Linked DNA regions of Homo sapiens: region 1 is linked to region 2. A link is a contact called in ENCODE Hi-C or POLR2A ChIA-PET data. All regions are on one chromosome and are shown on one strand. The core of a region is the stretch at or near the end of the contact, and the rest is flanking DNA. Distances in the headings are between cores, read along the strand shown. Region 1 holds the start of PAK5 (p21 (RAC1) activated kinase 5). Region 2 holds the start of PLCB4 (phospholipase C beta 4).

What was found. Hi-C counts contacts between places; a loop is a spot of excess contacts on that map. ChIA-PET counts read pairs that join two places held with the same protein, here RNA polymerase II (POLR2A). Pooled maps may share reads with other maps.
Region 1: a loop to region 2 is called in a map of ascending aorta, with 3 times the contacts of the local background. The contact joins the promoter of PAK5 here to the promoter of PLCB4 in region 2. A Hi-C loop is called at or near these places in 1 of 168 maps with a recorded cell type or tissue (ascending aorta) and 1 of 50 pooled maps. POLR2A ChIA-PET finds 5 or more read pairs at or near these places in 1 of 52 experiments (SK-N-SH).

The regions. Positions count from the first base shown.
Region 1 is chr20:9,837,715-9,840,839 of GRCh38, forward strand. PAK5 (p21 (RAC1) activated kinase 5) reads right to left here and starts at 1,362. Exons shown (of 10, transcript NM_177990.4): 1 at 1,048-1,362.
Region 2 is chr20:9,067,837-9,071,059 of GRCh38, forward strand. It overlaps PLCB4 (phospholipase C beta 4), which reads left to right and starts at 1,251. Exons shown (of 40, transcript NM_001377142.1): 1 at 1,251-1,370.

The DNA of each region.
Region 1 (3,125 bases), core at 112-2,611, 770 kb after region 2:
CCTAAGACCCTGTGGCTATGTCTTGGTAGAACTCCGTAGAATGCCAGGTTTCCTGATTTTCCTAAAAGTGTGTTCAGTCTTTCAAGCTGTCATCAACTATTAACAATGACACTTTCCTCTGGCTTTGTGCCAACTTTTCTTTTTGTTTATTATTCTGGCCATAAAAAGACCACCATAAATAGCCTCAGCGTTTCAGGTTCCCTTAATTGATATCTAATGTTGACAAATTAACTCAGCCCGAGTTGAAAGCTCCATATACACACACATGGTTTCAAGAAGGGCGATCGCGCTTATCCTCCAAACTGAGCAGTGATGATCCCTGGACTTCTCAAGTTTACCCTCTAGGAGGCTGACATGGCACACAATTTTGACAAGAGTTTGGAACCAAGATCCTCTTCCACGCCCTGCTCACAAGGGTGCCCACAAGCAGAAGTTCTCTCTCTGTCTCTCCATTACAACCCACCAGGCGCGCGCGCACACACACACGCGCGCACACACACACACACACAAATAACAAAGGAAAACACAGCCTCATAAAGGCTCAGCTATTGCATCCTCCAGTCCACACCTGCCAAAAGACAAAAACCATGCGGGAATCCTGCTCTGGCAATATGTCCAACACTTCTCGGGAAAAGCAGCGCCGTGGCACCCCCAGGGCGTGCGCTGCTGTATACACACAAAGAACTGGTGCTGGGCTTGCGAGCAGTTCGGGGTACCAGCACGCTCTCAGGGCTGGAATCCGGGGTTCTCCTCCACGCCCTCCCGCCCAGCAAAATGGAACCATCCTTTATTTGGTTGGTAGAGAGCCCAGGCTGGATAGTAGCGCATGGGTTGAGGGTGGGCGGTCCCCTATCCCTACCCTCCAGGCAGCAGGTCCCTAGCCTTTGCATCTCCTAGGAGATGCAGGATCGCGCTGTCACAGTGGTCCTCTTCGCATCCTCTCCCGGCAAAGAGAGATGCTCCGGTTACCAGCGGCGCGCATCCCCGCAGGCGCCTCTCCTCTCGCCGATACCCACCCAGGCAGTCCCGACAGGCGCGCCTGCCTACCTGGTGGCCGGCTGTCAGCGAAGCGGCGGTGCCTCAGCCCCTTCTCAGCTGCTACAGCGCTCCCAGCGCCATGTTCCCGGTCTCCCCGGGCGCACGCTGGGGAACTACTACTGGCTGGGTAGGGGCAAGGGGGGCGGGGGCCAGCGGGAGGGGGTGAGAGGCAGAGCCACAGCTTTCTACTCTCCACCCAAACCTCCCCCAGCTACTGAGCATGCCCAGCTGCCCGGCTTCGCCCCTCGGAGGACTGTCCATGAGCGTACGCAGCTGCTCCGGGTTTTCGTGGCAGCCGGCGGGAGGCAGGCTGTAGCGGCGGCCGGGGGTGGAGGTGAGGGGGAGGGTCGGGGGGCGTGTCTACACTCAGGGTGCAGGAGCCAGGAGCCGGGAGCTGGAGCAGGCGACCAATCCAATCACGTTTACTCCCAGTCGTCCCCGGCGGGGGCAGCTCCTGCACGCCCTCTCCCCCAACACTCGGGATTTGCAGAAATGTTGTTCAGGACCATTGCAGGATTGAGTTTTGCTTAAGAGGCTAGCAGAGGTGGGGAGGAGGAGGGGCTGAGAAGCAGAACAGTGGGCTGGCCTCTTTGCCACCACCTGGACCGGTGATTCTCAAACTTTCATGTGCCTGTGAATTAAAATGCAGATTCAGATTCAATTGGCTGGGTCCTGAGATTCTGCAAGCCTAACAACCTCGCAGGTGATGCTGCTGCTGCTGGCCCTCCCACCACTCCGAGTAGCAAACATCTAGAGAACCCCTTATCTGTGACCTCTCAGTGGCCATCCTTCAATCCGCCAGCCTAGCAATGGTCTCTGGTGTCCACAGAGACTCCTCCAGCCTGGGGTTGCTGAGCCTTACCTGGAAGGAGTGTTTGTGGGGCTAGGCTGTGACCACCCAGCTTCTCCTTGGCTGCTGTCTGATTTCGAATTTAAGGCCCAGGGGAAGAAGGATTCCTGGACCTTTTCATGCTCACTTTGCTAGCTGGCTAGTAAGCCAGTTGCTGGATGAGCTGCCCCGGTCAAGTCTGAACCAGTCTGCCTTGGCTGTCCCCTTGCCTTTCCTGAGCTGGGACAAAAACTCAGACTGGGCATCAAAGTGTTTATTGTACATCTAATAGCAAGCTTGGGCTTGCCTAGTTAAGAAAGCCGACAGATTATGACAAACATAGAGCGCATTTTTGTACCAAGAGATGTCAGGCCTTTGTGTTCAGTGATGTTTGGGCTGAAGTTTGCAACGATATTTGTGGTTCAACTTAAACTTCCCAGTTGCCTACTGCCCTCCCAGACTCTTGAAGTCTCCAGCATTATCAAGACTCTAGTGAATGAAAGACATTCACGAAGTAGTCCTGAGTTTTCACCCTTGGAAATGAAGAAGCCACGCTCTTGTCTGTCTTCAGCTGCCACAAGAGTACCCTTATGAGCTAGTAGTGGATATGGAATCTGATCCCATAACTAGATAGCAGGTTACAAAATAAGGATTTGTATCTCTCCGTTCCTTATTATACTCAATGACCTTAGACAGTTTTCTAGCTAATAGTATAGTAGTTATCATTTCCCCTTGCTTGTTTTCCATTCACTTAGTACCTTTAATATTGTACTGGCCATATCAAAACAGAAACCACAGGATAAATGGATGATTACTTTTCTCCCTCAGTAGTCCCATGTCCTTGTGTATCATACTCATCTCTTCCTTCTCAAAGCTGCACACAGCCCTAACAACCTACCCACTGCCACCATCGTCACCCCCACAACTATATGCATAAATATTTTCTACTTTTGACTTTCTTATATGTGTGCTCACATAGATGCAAAAGCCAGAACATATTTTTACTGAGATATCGTTTATTTGTCATTGGTTAGTATCAGTTAAAATTTTTATTTGAAATATTGAACTTTAATCACTTAAAATAGCCTTCCTGTTATACATAAAGTTTGTGTTTGTACATTTGTTTCTGCTAGTTAAATATGATGATGATTGTTAGCTGCCTCAAATTTATTTTGGAAGCGTGCAAGGTAAAAATTATAGATGAATAATAATGCTATTTCTGTAAATACTGCATTGCATGAATTCCTAAGGGTTTTCT
Region 2 (3,223 bases), core at 1-2,500:
AGGCGGAGTGGGGAGGAGGGAGCCCTCCGGAGTTCGGGAGCAGCACGTTGTGAGGGTCCACACAAGGGTGATGCCAGACCGAACACCATTAGGGCCTGGGTGTGAGTGTGACTCGGAGGCACCTGGGGGCCGTTGTAGGGCCGGGAAAAGCCAGGAACTGGCTGGAGCAGCACCCCAGCATCCCAGGGACCAAAGTCTGGGGGATTTGCATGTCTGAGGTTGCACTTGTGGGAAGACTTTTTGGAACCACTTAATCTCTGTGGCTCTGTGTAAGACCCGCGAAATAAAAAGAGGCAGTAGTACTCTTTGGAAGATTGTTTTAGGGATTAAATGAATAAAAAGCGTTTAGAACACTGCAGGACGCATTGTAGGCGCTGTATGGGTTTATGAAACCGAATATAAACAAATAAGCACGTCCCCCACCCAGCCAACGGCTTTGGGGGCCCCGTTCTGGCCAGTCCTGAGCCCCTCCACACGGCCCACGGCGGGCTGCGGGTCTCCCATCCGAGGAGGGTGCCGCTTTTCTGCCCCCGCTCCCTGGGTTCTGCGCCCAGCGCCATCCCGTGCGCCCCCGACCCTTGGGCATGGGGCACATGCCGCGGGGAGCCGCCAGGGAGACCCCAGAGGAGCGCGCCGCGGGCCGGCTTCCCCGGATGCCCCACCCACCTCCTCTTGGCGCTGCCCACCACCTGCCTCGGCTGCTCGGCCCCCGGCTCGCGAGGCTGCGCCCCCGACCCAGTCGGCGCCCACTCCTCGCCCTGCGGGCTCGCGGCAACTGGGCGGCCGGCCCGGCCCCTGCCCACCCCCAGCCCAGCCCGGCGCGCCGCACTGGGCATGCTCCGTAGCCTGGGCAGGTTGGGGCTGCGAGGCGACAGCTCGGGCTCTGGAGCCGGGAGGCGAGAACGAGGAGGGAGGCTCGGGGGCAGGGGAGGAGGAAGCGGCTGGCCGCTGAGGGGCGGCGGGGCCCGGAGCGGGGGACGCGCAGGGCCCGGCGGTGGGCGGGCGGGTCGGCGCTGCCCCGTGGGCTCGCTGGGGAGCCACGGCGGAGACCCCCGCCCTCAACTGAGGTAAGGACCGCGCGGCGCGGAGACGGGGAGGCGGGGAGGCCAGGGAGGGGGTGCGGAGGCAGGCGGGAGGGCGGGACTGGGGTGCGCCGGGAGGGGGCTTGGCGGCGGCTCTTTATGGCGAGGAGGGGGTGGTGGCGCCGCGCCGGGAGCAGTAAGTGAGCTGCACCGCCAACAAGATCTCTCACACACAGACACACACACGCACACGCACACACGGGCGCGCACACACACGCGCGTACACACTGGGTCTCCAGGCAGCGGCCGTCGCCGCATCCCCGGCAGCAGCTCCAGGCAAAGTGACAGGTAGGAAAAGGCATTTCGGGTCCCGCCCGAGGATGCTCCCGCCCGCCTTGGCCCTCAGGGCTTGTTTGCTTTCCGCGGGTGCGTCCCGGACGCGCGCGCGCGCGCACCCGGATGCCCAGCGGGGACCCCGTGCAGGTGCCGGGTGCCAGGCGCCCTGTGCGCGCGGGAGGCAGGGGACCCAGACGCCATCCCCCTTCCCCTGCAGTCATCGCCTGCTGGGTTTCCTCAGACTCTCTCCAGACGTTCACCCTCTTCTGGGCTAGAAATAGCTCGGCTCGACGTGTATATGATTATTTTGGTTGGAAATAGTTGGCACCGTGCAACGCATGTAAATGTGTATGCGTGTGGATCTTCTTGCCTCTTCTGGGGAAATCATAGAAATGATTGACCGTTTCCACTTAAAACAACACTGACAGGCTTAGCACTCATTGGGGGCAGGGTTCGGGCCTCCTAAAAGCCTGTTAGTGAAGGAAATCCTTATTTTCAGAATTTTAAAGTTGCTTTTGCTTTAACCAATTAGACTCTGTATAGTACAATACTTCTGAGTGTAGACTTCGTATATGGTACTGAATCGAAGTATGGAAATATGGAATTCTCTAATTTCCAAGTGTGTTTAAGTGCAACTTTATCTAGAATCATAAAACTAGCATTTTCCTAGAGAGAAATACAACTGCCCACTATAGTTTCCATAAATATGGATATATCTGAAAGATGACCCTACTCTTCCAACTTTTTTTCCTCTTAACTTCTGTAGTGATTCTAGCTATTGTTCTAAAACATGTATTTGAAATTTAATTTTGGCCAGAATATTCAGGAAAGGTGTTTTTTTTTCCATATACGTAATACTTAGTGGTCTATATATTTAAGTTATAGGTATGTGGAGATAGCTGTTTAATAATTCTTTTTGTCTGGAAATAACGTTATTCAAACATAGGCAGCTATGTATCATTTTAAAATGATATTGAATTTCCCCTTAAAGAGAAATCAGATTTATAATGTAAACATGACCAGGAAAAGCAACTGGTGACTTTACCTGGGGAGGCTCCAAGGAGGTTAAGAAAGTATCTGAACAACTGTGTTTTTCAGAATAGAAAAATTGTGTGTGTGTTGCGGGGGAAGGTAAAATTTTAACTTTATTCTTTTATTGTTTTCAAGACGGCTGTTTTCAGAAATGTGTGGTTGAACTGAGACCCTCATATTTTATACTCTTCAAATTTGAGTGGCCTCAGTTATAGAATCATACAGAAGATCAAAAGTCTAGCTCAGCAGGGGCATGTGGTGTAATCCCTCACTATCTGTGTTATGTAATCCAGAATGCTGTTTTTCATAGGACAGTCTTGCATGATCCTTAGCTGGTGTATTGATCTATTATATCATCTTCCTTTTGAACTGTAGTAGTTTAATAAATGATTGCCATCTTTGGAGAGCACCTGTTTTCATAAAAAATCACTTTTTGAAATGGCAAAACATTTTTATTGGCACTTTTATGAACGTAAGACTTGCTGCCAGACGAGTAACCTTTTGAATGTGACGTATTATAACATATCTAAAGGTACCATGTATTAGCTTATGGACTACACTTCCTTCCAACTATATTATTACTCAACAGTTGGAACTTAGTTTTGATGGTATTACTACCCAGCTCTGAATTAATCGCTGTTGAAAATGCTGTTCTACAAGTAACTGTCAAAACAGAATTTCTAACTCCATTTGATCACTGGGTGCACATTTAAATCTGTCGGAATAACTCTACCTTTATTTTGCAAATGCATACCCACGCAGAAAGCTTTGTTCTAAAATACTCTATTGGAAGTTTTATATTTATATGCCTGAAAATGTGAGTGATGTTAAAC